2 separate regions of the Mus musculus genome follow, and region 2 is linked to region 1. The links are chromatin loops, found by intact Hi-C in ENCODE. Cell type or tissue: heart. All regions are shown on one strand.

Region 1 (8,000 bases):
GCTCAGCCTGCTCTCTTATAGAACCAAGACTACCAGCCCAGAGATGGTCCCACCCACAAGGGGCCTTTCCCCCTTGATCAGTAATTGAGAAAATGCCTTACAGTTGGATCTCATGGAGGCATTTCCTCAAATGAAGCTCCTTTCTCTGTGATAACTCCAGCTGTGTCAAGTTGACACAAAACCAGCCAGTACAGAGTGTGTCTGGTAGAAGTGAGGCTTGGTGTCTAGAGCTTTGGGACTCTGAAAAGCTCTTGAGCCTGATGGAGTTACGTGGAGAAGAGATCGCATCAGGCACTGATGGAGTTACGTGGAGAAGAGATCCCATCAGGCACTGGGTGTATTTTGATTCCGGCTTTGCCTGGCAGCCATGTCTTTGGGTCCCACCTTGTGCTTGTAGGGAGCAGACTGAATAGGAGGCGTTACAAGCTCTCAAGTGACTTTCTGCGTGTGTGAACGTGGCCGACTGCTTTCCTTAACTTCACACCAACCAAATGATTGCTCTTTAAACACTTAGAGGACAGAAGACTTTGCAGCCCTGGAGAAGCATGCTGGGCCTGTGGACAGAGCACTTGGCCTGCTACTCAGGAGGCTCTGGCTTCCGTCCCCAGCACAGCAGGCACACTAGAGTGGGTTTCATTTCTGCGGTGTCTTGTTTTCCAGCGCTGTAGGAATTTTTATCGACTCACTTGGGTCACTCTTGTTTTTGTTGGGTATGAAGGCAGAGTCAGAGGAGAGCTCCACGGAGTTGCTTCTCTCTCTCCATCCTGTGAGGGGCTGAACTTGACAACCTGATGATTGAGGCCATCAGGTTTCCGTGGCAAGTCCTTTCCTGCCGAGCCATCTCAGCAGCCCCACCTCACCCCTTTTGTAAGTGTGTAACGGAAAGTTCTTGTCTTTATTCACGTTAGGTGATACCTTTTACCCTGTTTGTCTAGGATGCCCTTGGTAGCACTGGCAGTTTATACTGGTTCCAGCTAGTTCTATGCACTCTAGCCCTAGGCTGTTGCGCGCGCGGGCGCGCATGTGTGTACGTGTGTGTGTACGTGTGTGTGTGTGTGTGTGTGAGAGAGAGAGAGAGAGAGAGAGAGAGAGAGAGAGAGAGAGAGAGAGAGTGAGTGAGTTAGTTGCTTGTTCCGACTGAGCACATTCCCCTGCAGGTCGGGCAGGTGCTCTGTAGGTGGTGAGGTCCCCTTCCGTGCCGCCCTATGACCCATGGGCTGTCAGGTTGGGGGTGGGGTCCTAACTTGGTTGCCTCTCTCTCCCCGCAGGGTTGGTGTCCTGGAGTACTGCTTCACCTGCCTGGGCATCTTCCTGGCCATCGTCCTGTTCCCTTTTGGGTTCCTCTGCTGCTTTGCACTGAGGAAGCGAAGATGCCCCAACTGTGGAGCGGTCTTTACTTAGAGGGAACAGCACACCCAGTTTTCCTACATTCAGCTATGTTTTCTAATGTAAATGTTGTGTACAATAGTTTTATTTGATTAAGCTTCTGGACTGTTTTGTAAAGTGTGGCGGGCTAGACTGGCATAGGGGTGACGCAGAGGTGGAAGGCAGCGACCTGCCCCCAAGGCTAAGGGTAACGTGCTGCTTCTATTTTTTGCAGTCTTCACTTTGAGAATGGTGAGAAATACTGTTTTAAATAAATGAGATTCATACCATTGTGTAGCTTGTTCTGCTCGACCATGGGTTTTTACGCACCGCCCCCTGGAAGTCTCGCCATGGGAAATGTCACATGCAGAGGCCGCCCATGGCCATCTTCTGGTCCTCAGGTACCACTTACAGCTCAAATGTGTTTCAAATCTCTTTTATTATTAACATTAAACAAATGTTAACCTTTGTGTCTGCAGTCAAGGTAAGTTCGCGTAAGGGAGGGAGACCCAGGGCTAGGAGGGCACAGCAGACTGGTTCCTGTACTCGTGTGCGGAGCCAGGACATGAGTCCTCAGCCCACTTCCCACCTTATCCTGCACATAGGTTGGTCACAGGGAGAACATGGACTGTATTTCCCCTATCAGGCCAGGACACCTGCCTAACACGGTGGTAATGGATGGCATGACCCAGGCTCTGTACTTTAGGGAGGTCACTGGCATGGGCAGGCCTGTACTAAGTTACCCTTGATGGGGCCATCAGGCTTGCTCTCCCATGGGAGCTTGCCACTGCTTGGCCCAGCTGGAAAGGACGGCGTTTCCTGTACATAGACCCGGACCAATTTGGGGATAATTTCTCGGTGAGATCTGAGAATCTGATAAGCAGCAAGTTTCTATCAACAGTGACTGTCCTGAGGATGGGTTTTAATTATTTGCTATTCTAGACAAGGTCTACATCTTGGGCAGGTAGGGGCAGCCTGACCTCTGGCTCAAGGCTCTATGCAGTGGCCTGAGCAGATGTTGGTCTGCGCATGGGACAGTGTTGGGCTGGAATGGCAGGCCCACCCTCCTGCCCACCAGGCTTCAGAATCGCTATTTACAGGCCAGTGGCTGGTTAAAAAATGAGTGACAGGAGGTGACCCCAGAACCATGACGGGGCTTTGGTTACCTGGTTTGGTTTGTACAGAGCCCTCAGACGTATTGAGACCCCTGCTGGCAACCTTTGTAACACTGAATTCAGTAACTCCTGGAGATAAATTTACAAGTGCCAATGAAGCAGGCTGACTGTCTCAGCTCTGCAGCAATGCCTGTCAATGAGGTTGGAGTTCTACTTGTTTAATCAAAAGGTAAAAATTGGGTCATTTAAAAAATATTTAATATATTTTCATAATTTACACTGCTTACTGGATTTGCATGCTCTGATGCAAACTTACATAATATAATGAACATCATAATGCTACTTAAGAACACAGGCTTTATAAAATAAAACTCTGGTCTTATTTGCATTCAGCTACAGAAAGCCAGACATAAAAGCATACACCGACTATCCCTTATTCTGGCTATTTCCTTAAAAATAAAAATTTAAAAATTTGAGCCAAATTTACTGCTTTTTGAATAGAAAAGAAAATATTTCAAATGATTGATTTATTCACTAAGCTACTCATTTACCTTAAAGACAGAAATGTGTAAACCCACCTCTGTCAATCTGAGAAAGTACATTGATTTGCTCAAGTGGGGCTTCATTGACATCAGGCACTCTGCAATCTTTGACAGTGCCTGCTGTCCAGCAATGTATACCTATCGCCCTGTGGGTGAGAACTCGAGTAGAGGGACTGGCACTGTCCCCTGCATCTTCATCGGATGATCGGTGCTGATCGGTCATTTGTCACTGTTGGCCGGAGTTTCACGGTGGCAAAGGGGTTTTCTCCACTATAGGGGAGGAAAGTATAAAAATTGACATATTCAACCCCCCCCCCCCCAAAAAAAAAAAGAAAAAGAAAAAAGACCTCCATGGCAGGACTTTGATGTTGTGTACATTATGGGGTGTTGAGATTGGAATTGAGTGTTTCTGTGGGTTGACCACCAAGTGCCCAAAATAATCTGTCTGTCTTCCCCTCTGGTGCTGGGGTGTGCTGGGGTTACAGATGCATGCTCTGGGTGTTGGGGGTTTGGACTCAGGTCCTTTTTATGCTTGTGTAGCAAAAATTATTCAATATTGCATACACACCCAGGACTGCCCGTTCTGAACACAGAAGTGTGCGGCAGCTTACTATGCCTCGCTAGGGAACAAGTCACACAGGCTGCTTTAGTCTCCTGTGGGACAGGCTACCCTGCCATGGGTTCTGCTCTGTCCCTCTCCACCCCATTCCTGGACTGTAAAACTAGTGGTGACAAGAAGGGTGGCCTCAGTTTCCTCTGTCTGAGAAAGGCCTATGGGGCACCACTGGCCACTTCCTAGCAGACAGGACAACGTTCCACTGACCTTGTGCACAGGGTATACATACCTGAGGAATGGCGGCTTTGCGGTCCCGTTGGCATCGCTCTGGAAAGGACAAAGATTATGGAAGGCTTGAAATCGGTACACTCTTTTTATAAGATCCACAGGTAAAGACAGGCAGAGGTAAGTTTAGCCACCCGTGGGGCTGGAGATAGGGATCCGTGAATGATGCTGTTGGTGTAGATAATCGAGGTCAGTTCCCAGCACCTACACAGAGGCTCACAAGCACCTATAACTCCAGCTCCAGGGGATCTGGATCCTGGAATCTGCACTCAGGCTCAAGCACACACACGTAAAAATACATCTTCAAAGCTATTCATGTTTAAAAGTATCCTGTGATCTCACATTGAGATGACTACCTCATATCTAAAGTATTTCAAAAGAATAAGCAAAGGAGAGAAAACAGTTTAGAACTTAGAGCATTTCAGAAACTGGGGGACTAGATGCCTTCAAGTGTGGCGACTGTTCACACACAGGTCAGTATGGAACATCCTGGATGCTCAGAAACTCAGGTCTTACTGAATTTAAACACAACACCAGAGCATAGCGTGGAAGGAAACACTTACAGATAGGGCCTCAGACCCACGTTGTGGTGCTATGGTGACTGGGCTCCACACCCCTTTTTATTTCCTTGGACTTTTTTTTCCCGGTTTTAGAGCTTTATTGTAGAAAGGCAGGAAGAAAGAAGGTAGAAGGAGAGGCCAGCCATGGCCACGTGGAGAAAGGGGGAAAGGGGAAGGGAAAGAGAGAAGGAGGACTAGAGAGTAAGAAAGGTGAAAGCTAAAGAGGACACACCCCTTTTTAAAGTGGCATCCTCAATAATGACATGAAGGTTACTTAGTTTGGGAGACTGATGCTAACTGCAGACGCCAGCCATCTGGGGACCTGGGGAGTGGCTTGATACAGCACTTACCCTTGCATGTAGGAGTTCTGGGTTCAGTGCTGGGGAAGGAAAGACCAACAAGGGGTGGGGGCTTCTGAAATGAGGGTCTGTCCACGTTCTGCAGGTGTGTGGCAGGTCACGGGTGTGTCAGGACCACCTTTCTGGAATTCTAAAAGTTCTACCATCTTAAAGTCTTTCCGTGCTGTTCCTCTGAGATCACTCTGAGCACATGGAGCTAACTCAGCAGCACCCAGCAGAGGACAGAAGAATGTCATCTAATGCTCTGGAGCCAAGCCAAGCTGTCTCCAAGTCCTAGAAAGCTTCCTAGTTTCTCAGTAGTCTTGGGCACTTGTAGATTCAAAGGAAGTGCCTCACATGCTAGTGTGTGTTCTGAGGCTGAAGCCTGGGCCAGGACTGCCACAGGCCAGCATCTCCCGAATACTGGAATTCACCTGATAGATACACTCTCAGCCAGAGGCAGGCTGGAGGCACCTGGGCCGTGACCTCAGCCTCTGGGTTGCCTGGAGTCGGCACAGTCATCTAGCACAGGACTTAGTGTATACTCATCACAAGCACAAAGCCACTGCCTGGCTTGGCACATTTTAATCAGGCTTCAAGTGGTGTGAAGTGATTTCTTCCTGCAGGGCACTCTGTTTCTTTAGCGGGCCTCTGGACAAGTCACCTCTGATGTAACTTCATTTGATAGGGATCGTTAAGAGCCAATTTATGATTTCTTTTTAAAGGACATCAGGAGGTCTGGCCTGTCGATTGCCTGCTCAAATTGCTGGCATGATTGGACTGCCTGGAGCAGTATGCCAGGCAACAGTCTGAGTCTGGAAGGAGCCCCTTGGTGCCCAGAAGTCAGACCAGCAATGCAGCCTCGCAGCCCCAGGCTGCCTCAGTTAACATAAGCAGACTCTTCCCATAGAAAAACACTCCCTTCTGTTTTCCTCTGGGCAAACACTGACCTATCCTGTGTGGCCTTAGAAGGACAGCACCAGATCCTCAACTGGAGACTAGCCTGCTCTCTACCCGACAGCACCTGCTGTAACCTCCTAAAACCACACGCTCAGTGCGTTTTAAGGTGCCTCACCACACTCTGAACTCTTACAGCCCCAGGTAGAAACGACCAAAAGTCCGGCAGGAAACCAGCACTTGACTTTTATGCATTCTGTCCCTGTGAGATCTCAGTGCCAGGCCATGGGGATCCTGGCCGTAGAGAAGAGACAGTAACTATGGGGCACACAGGAAGTCCCGGTTTTCTCAGAATGATGTTTCTTAATCTGTTTCTGATTCTACAGTCACTTCAAGAAAATTCACTTTAAGGCCAGGTCTGGTATCCGGTGCTCGCATGCCCAGCCCTTGGCAGGCTAAGAAGAGAAGAGAAGAGAAGAGTCTGAGGCCATTCTGGGCCACATAGACCCTGACTCAATTCCCAAAGATCTCGGGATGTAGTTCAGCTGGTAGGCCCTGGGTTTCATTCCCAGCACATCATAAACTGGCCATGGTGGCATCAAGCTATAATCTCAGCACTGGGGAAGTGGAGGCAGGACGATCAGAAGTTCAAAGGCATTCCTGGCTACACAGCAAATTTTATGCTAGTGTGGGTGATATGATTTTTTTTTTAAAGATTTATTTATTATATCTAAGTACACTGTAGCGGTCTTCAGATGAGGGCGTCAGATCTCATTACAGGTGGTTGTGAGCCACCATGTGGGTGCTGGTAATTGAACTCAGGACCTTCGGAAGAGCAGTTGGTGCTCTTAACCACTGAGCCATCTCTCCAGCCCGCGATATGATCTTGTTTATAAAAAATGAAGAAAAGGTGTGTAGTCTTTATGTGTTATTCCTGTGCTTGGTGCATGCACTTGTATGCTATCCTTTAATAAAGTGTCTACTTGAAAACCAACTAAAGGCAGGTCCCTGACTTAGGTGATGTGGTGTGGTGGTCCTCAATAGTGTGAAGTGATACAGAATAGAAAAGTATACTGTGAATTTTGGATGTGGTCTTTCCCTGGGCTGGTGATAGATGATACAGTCCTTTCCCATGGGATGCGCTGTGTAGTACTGAGACAGCTTCTGGCACTCTGCAGTATGCTGTCTTACTAAGCTATGATGGGCCACAGGTTAGGTGACGATGTGTTTTCAACTTCCCACAGATGTTTCAGAGCATAATGCCACCACAAAGGTCCACAAACATCTGCACTGGGAGTTTTGAGGCAGCTTTTCCTCTGCTGCTTGAGTTTTTCAGTAGTCTGAAAGTGTAACTTTCCTTTGGAGTGACTCCCCTGCCTCACCCCTCCAGCACCACTCTAATTTCTAGACTAACTTTTAGTGCCGTCCATCAGAGTGACTTCAAAATACACCATTATTCTTTGCCCAGCTCAGCTGTCATACCTCCCACTTCCTAGTCAGGAATGACTGCTGCCCCCAAATCTGCCCTCCCCACTTCCCTTTCCTTGCAGTTGGGGATACCATGGCAGACAGGCAGGGCCTGTTACCCAAGCTGTGTCATCTGGCAGCCAGTAAGGTACTGGTCCCTAAGCACACAAAACAAAATGGGATGATTCTGGCCAAGCCAAGGTGCTCAGATGGGGCCAGGCAGGCCATTAGGAGAGTGGGCTATCTTGTCCCTAAAACACCAGGGCAGCGGTGGCCTTTAGACTGGAAAGGGAGATGACAACCGGAGGTTGTCCGTGTCCATAAGGTAACAGGCAGAGTCGAGGTTTCTTGTGATCCTGCTCACTCCAAGAATGCAGACCCTCTGACGACCTGGTGTCCACGGTCGCATACACTGGTTACTTGCCTTCTGTCCCACTGTCCCCTTCCTAAGGTCTTTGTGGAGATGCACAGCGCCAAGAGCTTGATCCCTTACAAGATGGTCTTGGGTTACCCTAACACAGCTTATTCCTTAGGACTCAGGAAGATACTTTCATAGGATTAAAGGGCTGGACGACCCCGGGTGGGCTGGGTCCCGCTGAGAAAGCCTAGGGAACCTGGAACACCTAGTAAAGATGGCCATTTCAGTATGATGACATATGCCTGAAATCTCAGCACTTGGGCGGTAAAGACAGGAGGAACATTTTGAGTTAAAGGCCACTCTTATCTTCATAGCACTACATGTTCTCAAACTCAAACGAATGGGCGTTTCCCTGGGTGTAGGGATGCATGTCTGTGATAAAGCACCTGAGAAGCTGAAGGCAGGGCAATTGTGAGTTCAAGGCCAGGGTCTAAGGCCAGAGAGATGGCTCAGTAGT
Region 2 (8,000 bases), 110 kb after region 1:
AGCAATGGAATGCCGTAAGTGAGGTTTAATGGGCCAGCCTAATAGGAATATGGAAGACTTTGTTTGCTGAGAGTTCTACACCTTCATCTGAAGGCCTCTAGGAGGAGACTGGCTCCCACGTGGTTAGGAGGAGGGTCTCATTGCCTACTCCCACAGCGACACACTTCTTCCAACAAGGCCACACCTCCTAAAAGTACCACTCCCTGGGCCAAGCATATTCAAACCACCACACACCCATGATGTCTTCCATGATGTCCCCTGAGCCTTGGTGGCAGGGTGTGTGGTACAGATGTCCCACAGATGTAGGGCTGAGCACTGGACTCTCAATTACTCTTAGCACTTTAACTGGTTATGAGTCTGCTTTCATTGCTGACCACTGCAGAGAGAAGCCTCTATGGCAAGGCGGAGGGCCACACTCATCTATGGGAGCAACGATCAATGTTTAGGAAGTGACAGGTCCCTCCCCAGGTCTTCTGACTTCTCAAGCATGGGCTTTGGACCAGATTGACAGTTCTAGGCATCTTCCTATAGAGCAGACCTCAAGTCTGATCCAAACGTGGCTGGTCTTCCTCGTAACCTTCATGCCCCTGTTGCTCCAGGGGGAACATCTTGCCTGGCAGGTTGGTATTGTAGCATGTCAGGTTGCCTGTAGAGACACCCTTGGTGACTTTTCTCCCCCACAACACCTTCTGGTACTGTGAAAGCTAGTCAGTAGGGAGGAAGCTTTCAGCTCAGGTCCAGTTTGATTTCTCTATGTCAGGCACATAGAGAAGTGGGGGGTCAGTGATGGGGTCTTACCATCTGGAGGACAGCAAAGATCTATGGCAATAGATGCCTCTGGACCTCCCTAACCAGTAACTTATAGGGAGGTAACCTAGGCCTGGCATGAAGTACAGTTTCTACTGAATATTTATTATCCTTAAGAAAGGATTATTAAGCTGGGTATAGTGGGACACACTTTTAATCTCAGAACTTGGGAGGCAGAGGCAGGGACAGGGGCAGGGGCAGGGGCAGGGGCAGGGGCAGGGGCAAGGGCAGGGGCAGGGGCAGGGGCAGGGGCAGAGGCAGAGGCAGAGAGATTTCTGTGAGTTGGAGGCCAGCCTGCTCCACATAATGACTTCTAGGACTGTCAGGGTTACAAAGAGAAATTGGGTCTCTAACAAAAATGTTTTACTCTTTATAGTAGTTGTTGTTATGATGCTGGTGATGCTGATGCAGATGGTGCTGGTGCTGATGGTGCTGGTGCTGATGGTGCTGGTGCTGATGGTGCTGATGCAGATGGTGCTGATGCAGATGGTGCTGGTGCTGATGGTGCTGGTGCTGATGGTGCTGGTGCTGATGGTGCTGATGCTGATGGTGCTGGTGCTGATGGTGCTGGTGCTGATGGTGGTGGTGGTGATGATGATGATGATATGGGGAGAATGCAGGCCATGGCACATGTTTGGAGGTCAGAGAACATTTTCTGAAGCCATCTCTCCTTCCACATTTTCCTGGGATCTGGAGATTGAACTCATGTTGTCAGTCTTGCACAGCAAGCATCATTACCTGCTAAGCCATCATGCTGACCCAGCATGTCCCTTTTGCTCCATCATAAAGTCAAACCATCATAAGTTGAGGACCATCTATGTCTTAGTTAAGGTTTTATGGTGAAGAGACACTATGATCAAGGTAGCTCTAATAATGGAAAACATTGAATTGGGGCTGGCTTACAGGCTCAGAGGTTCAGTCCATCATCAGGGCAGAGTGCAAGCAGACATGGCTCTGGAGAAGGAGCTGAGAGGTCTACATCTTGACCAAAGGCAACCAGGAGGAGTCTGTCTTCTGCAGCCAGGGAGGAGACTTCATCCGCACTGGGTGGGGTCTGAGCACAGGAAACCTCAAAGGCCCCTCCCCGCCCCCCCATGACACATTTCCTCCAACAAGGCCACACCCACTCCAACAAGGCCACACCTCCTAATAGTGGGCCAAGCATTCAAACACATGAGTCCATGAGGGCCATGCCTGCTCAAACCATCACAATCTGTAAACATTTTTTTGAGGGCGGGGTCTCACTATGAAGTCCAGAATGGCCTGAAACTCTCAGTGATCCTCCAGCCTCAGCCTCCCCATTGCTGACATTATGGTCCGGAGCTACTACACCCATCTAAAAACATTTTTAAAAATGAATTTTAGGGATATTTGTTACTTGAGAATAATCTGAATCACACAATGATCAGCATGTAATATGGTATGAGTATATAGCTGGCAAGAAGGAGATCAGAGCAATAAGAAAATAAAACCTTGAGGGCACTGGGGAGATGACTCAGGGTAAAGGTGCTGGCTGCACTTGGGTGAAGATCTGAGTTCGAATCCCCAGCTAGCCATGCACATCATTTGTAACCCTAATACTGTCGGGGGGCAGAGAGAGGGAGACCACAGAGTTCTGCCTGCCGACTGCCAGTCTAGTTCCAGATTCAGTGACAGACCCAGTCTCAAACAAATAATGTGGAGAGTGACAGAGCAGGACATACCACACACACGTGCACTCACACACATGCACACTCGCACACAAGCACATACACTCGAGAGTGTGCACGCACACATGCACGCACATATGCATGTGTGCACACACAGACACACACACACCACATAATACATGTGCACACACACACACACCACACCACACACACACCATACCACATACACATCCACGTGTGTGTATACACACACACACACAAACACACACACACGCACGCACGCACGCACGCATGTGCGCATACACACATATCACATCACACACACATGTGAGTGCACACACATGTGCACACATACAAACACACACACCACACACACCATACCACACACATACACGTGTACACATGCACGTGCACACACACAAGCACACACGAAGAAAAAGAAAATGTTGAATGGGAGAGGGTGTGGAAATTCCTACACGTGTGGAATGTCCTAAGGAGAAATTGAATTACTAAAAAGGAGATGATGTGGATGAGTGGTGTCCAGAGGATGAGGAGGAAGTGAAGAGAGGGTGAAAAGGGACTTTTAATGGCGGAAACAAGGCAGGCTGGTATCTAGAAAGATAGCAAGTCACACAGGTGTCTGGGTCAAGAGGACAACCAGGACAAAGCTATGTGTCCGAAGCACAGAAAAGATAATGTTACTAGGGCAGAGGGAAGGGTGAAGTCAGACAGTAACAAAGGCCAAGGATTGTGCAGTCTAGTGGTCACATGAGGACTTTATCATGTTCACTGAAAGCTATGAGGACGTCAGCACAAACGTGACATGATCTCTCTCCCTCCTTTCTCTCTCCCTGTCCTCCCGTAATAGGAATGAAACGGAGAACTCTGCATACTCAGCAAAACTCTACCACTGAGCCACACCCCGGCCCCTCACTGGGGGATTCTAGGCAGGGGCTCTACCACTGAGCCACACCCCCAGCCCCTCACTGGGGGATTCTAGGCAGGGGCTCTACCACTGAGCCACGCCCCCAGCCCCTCACTGGAGGATTCTAGGCAGGGGCTCTACCACTGAGCCACACCCCCAGCCCCTCACTGGGGGATTCTAGGCAGGGGCTCTACCACTGAGCCACACCCCCAGCCCATCCTTAGAGGATTTTAGACAAATGCTCTATTTCTGAGCCATATTCCCAGTCCCAGCTTACAATTTTGAGGTGTTGTGATTTGGAAAATCTGTAATAGGGCAACATGGAAGTGGGGACCTGATTAAGAAGGTCCTGCCGGTTCCGGGTGTCAGCGATCATGTGACACTGGGCCAGGATAGCAGCTGTGCTAAAAGTGACCAGAAGAACAAATCCCAAATACGTTTTTAAGACAGAACCAAGCACTTTGCAGGACTGATTTGGAGAAAAAACAGCTTAAACTCTGGCTTTTGCTCTCATCAAATGAGTGGATGGATTTATTATCTGCTGGGGGAAGCGGCGAAATGAGGTGGCTTACGGAGCAGGTTCAAGCTACCAAGCTACCGGGCCAGAGATCAGCCATGGCTGTGGTGAGTTTAGATGTCTGTTAGATTTGAGGTGGCGGTGTGGTAGGGACCTAGACATATAAGTCTGGAGATTGGAGATTATAAAGTTGGGAGTCTTGGATGGAAAGACAATAGTAAAAGCTTAATGTCTGGGGCTGGAGAGGGGGCTCAAAAGTCAAGCTTTTACATACTGCCCTTGCAGAGGGCCAGACTTTATCTCCCAGCCCCGATGTCATTGGTCATGTATGAAGTTACAATTGCCTGTGATTTCAGCTTCAGGGGACCCAACACCCTCTTCTGGGGTCTGTGGGTACTGCATCCACATTTAGAAACACACACCCTCACCACACATATATGCATGATTAAGAACATAAAAAGTAGAGGTTTGGGCTGGAGAGATGTCTAGGCGGTTAAGAGCACTGACTGCTATTCTGGAGGTCCTGAGTTCAAATCCCAGCACCCACATGATGACTCACAACCATCTGTAATGAAATCGGATGCCCTCTTCTGGTGTGTCTGAAGACAGCTACAGTGTACTTACATATAATAAATAAATAAAACTTTTTAAAAAAAAGGTAAAAGTTTAATGCCTGACAGCCATGTTTGTTGTGACCCTATTCATAATAGGCAAGCTGTGGAATTAGCCTCTATGTCCATCCACAGATTAATGGGTAAAGAAAATATGGTACAATAAATCTAATGGACTTTTAAAATTATTATTTTTGATCTTTCCACACAGTCCAGTCGTTATCCCCATCCTGTTCTGCTCTTCAACAGTCCCTCCTCCCATTCCTCCTCCCCCCACCCCACCCCACCCCACCCCACCCCACCCCACCAGATCTCCCTACTCTCTGTAGCCTCAAGTCTCTCGAGGGTTAGGTGTGTCTTCTCTCATTGAGTCCAGACCAGGCAGTCCTCCACTGTATATGTCTCTGGGGCCTCGGACCAGCCACTGGTATGCCACCTGGTTGGTGGCTGAGTGTCTGAGAGATTTCAGGGGCCCAGGCTAGTTGAGGTCTTCCCATGGGGTCACCCTCCTCCACAATTTCTTCCAGCCTAATTCAACCACGGGGGTCCCTAACTTCAGACCATTGGTTGGGTGCAAGTATCTACCTCTGTCTCAGTCAACTACTTGTTGAGCTTCTCCGAGGGCAGCTGTGCTAGGTTCCTGTCTGTGGCCCTTGCTATAGCACACCTCCTGGACTATTTATTTATTTATTTATTTATTTATTATTTATTTATTTATTTGATAAATAAATTCACTGTGTAGCCCCTACTATCCTGGAACTCCCTCTGTAGACCAAGCTGATCTGGAACTCAGAGATTCACCTGCCTCAGCATCCCAGTTTGCTGGGATTAAAGGTGTGTGCCGCCACAGCCTGGCTTCAAATGGACTATTATTCAGGCATAAAGAATGAAATTATGCCATTTGCAGAAAACTGGATGGGACTGGAGTTCATTGTGTTAAGCAAAATGAGCCAGGCTTGGAAAGGCTGCACATGTCATGTGCAGACATTTTAGGAGGTGAGAGTTGGGGGGGGGGAATGGTTATTTGGGAAGAGAGAGGACACTTGTGAATGGGGAAGGTAAGGGAAGAGAGTGATGAGGATCATCAGAGCTGTTACTTTTTACAATAAATACACGCTAATTAAAAATATAAAACAGTGGTGCTAGTAGACAGCTCCGTGGGTAAAGGGCTTGCCTTACAAGCTGAAGACCTGAGTTTGGATCCCCGTGGAAAGCTAAACATGGTGGCACAGGTCTGTAATTCCACATTCCCATGCAGCTATGGGAGGTGTAGACAGGAGAACTGTTGGATGCTTGTGAGCCACGTGGCCTGTAGTATGGAGTGTCAAACAAGAGACTCAGAGTTAAGAGACTCACACAGTTAAGGAGCAAGGATGTTCTCCTGTGTCCTCCACACACATGCTATGGGACACACGGCCTGCACTGATACATAGGAACCATACACGTCACACACACCAATGTTGCTGTTGTTGTTCTTGTTTTTAAAGGAGAAAGGAACATAAATGTTATTCATGGGCACTTGATTTGAAAAGAGTCCATGTTATAGATCGACTCTTGATTAAACCATGAGGGCTCAGCAGGTACAGGCACTTGCCACCAAGCTTGATGACCTGAGTTCGATTCCTGATACCTACATGGTGGAAAGAGAGAACTAAGTACCCAGTTTGTTTGTGGCCCTCCATATGCATGAGCCTACATGTACACACATACACAAATAATCAAATAAGTAAACACACCTCCCTATTGGTTTTCAAGAGGGGGGCAGATTATGAGTTCAAATGATGGTTATGGAAAACGATGTGGCTAGCCTATCAGCGCCTTTCAGTATCAGGGAAAGTACTTGCTGTTTGCCTTAAGAAGGTCAGAGGAGGCTGAGGAGGTGGCTCAGTTGGTATTTTGTGCATGCAGTACCCATGGCGGCCAGAAGGGGGCAATGGATCCCTTTGGAACTGACCATTCTTAGTGGCCATGTGGGTGCTGGGAATTGAACAGGAATCCTTTGGATGGATAGTTAGTGCTCTTAACCACTGAGCCATCTTTCCAGCCCTGAGATGGCTCAATTGGTCAAGTGCTTGCTTTGCAAGGGTGAGATCCTGATACCCAGAAGGCAAAGCCAGGCACAGTAGTTATCTCAGCCCTGAGGAGGCACAGGCAGAGGGTCTCCTGGGTCTCCTGGACAGCCAATCTAGATCATTAGTGGGAGATGCTGTATCAGCCAACCAACCAACCAACCACCACCAACAAACCCTCAAACCAAAAAAACCCAAGAACCAACTAACCAAACCAAACCAAACCAACCAACCAACCAAAAACCCCACCATGTAAAAAGCGAACAAAGAAGATGCTCCCAAGGTTGGCCTCTGTCTCCCACATGTGTGAGGTGGACACACATGAACACGCACATAGAATGTCAAGGATGTTGCCTCTTACACTGAGTCATGGTACCTCTCTTCTGAGCAAGACATTTTGTTTCAATTTATTTTCTTTAGTTAAGTTCTTGCAAAAGCTCTGTCTTCCCTAAGGAACTGACTGATAAGCTTCCTATTTACTGAGAAAGGAAATTATTAAAAAAAAAAGAAAGAATTGTAGCACTCAGGAGGTGGAGGCAGGGGAGTCAGAGGGATGGGGGAGAGACAGAGACACAGAGACAGGAAGACAGAGACAGTGACACAGAGATGGGAAGGCAGAGAAGGAGAGAGGGATGGGGAGAGGGAGAGGGGGAGAGGGGGAGAGGAGGAGGAAGAGGGGGGAGAGTGAGGGGGAGGGGAGGGGGAGGGGGAGGGGAAGGGGAGGGGAAAGGGTAGAGGAAAGGAGATAGACAGACACATAGAGAGTTCTCAGTGGTCCCAGGAGTTCGCTGTGCAATTATGAGAGCCAGAATTCAGAATCTCAGCCACCACGTAACAAGCTGGGCATTTGGTAAATACTTATACCTCCAGCTCCAAATGATCCAATGCCATCTTTTGGCTGTTGTGTGCACAGGTCCACTCACTGTCTTAGTCTCTGTTCTATTAATGTGCAGAGGCACCTTGACCAGGGCAACTATTATAAGAGAAAGCATTTAAGCATTTAGCTTGCTTAGAGTTTCAGAGATTTAATCCATTATCATCATGGCAGGGAACATGGTAGCAGGCAGAAAGGCACTGGGGCAGTAGCTGAGAGCTACATCCTGAGCTGTAGGCAGGGAAAGATGCTCTAGGCTTAGCTTGGGCTTTTGAAACCTCAAAGGCCTTGTCCAGTGATAGACTTCCTCACCAAAGCCACACCTCCTAATCCTTCTAATCCTTTCAAACAGTGCCACTCCCGAGTGACAAAGCATTCAAATAAAGGAGCCCGTGGAGACTATGCTTATTCAGACCACTGCACCCTCCACACACATTTGGACCCAGACACATACAGGTAAATGGATGAAAATAAATCTTAATAAACATTCGTAAAGAGGAGCTGGAGAGGTGGCTCAGCAGGTGAAGTGCCTGCCACTCATGCAGAAG

Evidence for each region. A loop is a pair of places that touch in the nucleus more often than their neighbours do. Peaks named below come from ENCODE experiments on the same cell type or tissue, not always from the same donor. Only the 100,000 strongest peaks of a DNase experiment are listed, where the experiment ranks them.
Region 2: it touches region 1 in a loop (2.5-fold over the local background); 5 of 42 quality-filtered maps call a loop at or near these places.

Annotation. Positions count from the first base shown.
Region 1 is chr5:144,262,741-144,270,740 of GRCm38, forward strand. It overlaps Bri3 (brain protein I3), which reads left to right. Exons shown (of 3, transcript NM_018772.4): 3 at 1,269-1,833. The coding sequence ends at 1,401. It overlaps Baiap2l1 (BAI1-associated protein 2-like 1), which reads right to left. Exons shown (of 14, transcript NM_025833.3): 13 at 3,868-3,905; 14 at 1,785-3,292. The coding sequence ends at 3,217. Gm38675 (a long non-coding RNA gene) reads left to right here. Exons shown (of 2, transcript XR_868679.3): 2 at 719-1,079. Among named protein-coding and RNA genes, the nearest start is that of Gm38675, 8.3 kb to the left of the region's middle. In heart, a CTCF peak has its summit at 4,996; DNase peaks (open chromatin) are centred at 4,941 and 5,211; H3K4me3 peaks cover 232 bases; H3K27ac peaks cover 1,777 bases.
Region 2 is chr5:144,377,703-144,385,702 of GRCm38, forward strand. No RefSeq gene overlaps it. Among named protein-coding and RNA genes, the nearest start is that of Baiap2l1, 24 kb to the left of the region's middle. In heart, CTCF peaks have their summits at 4,292 (motif pointing left) and 6,421 (motif pointing right); no DNase peak of the experiment used is centred here.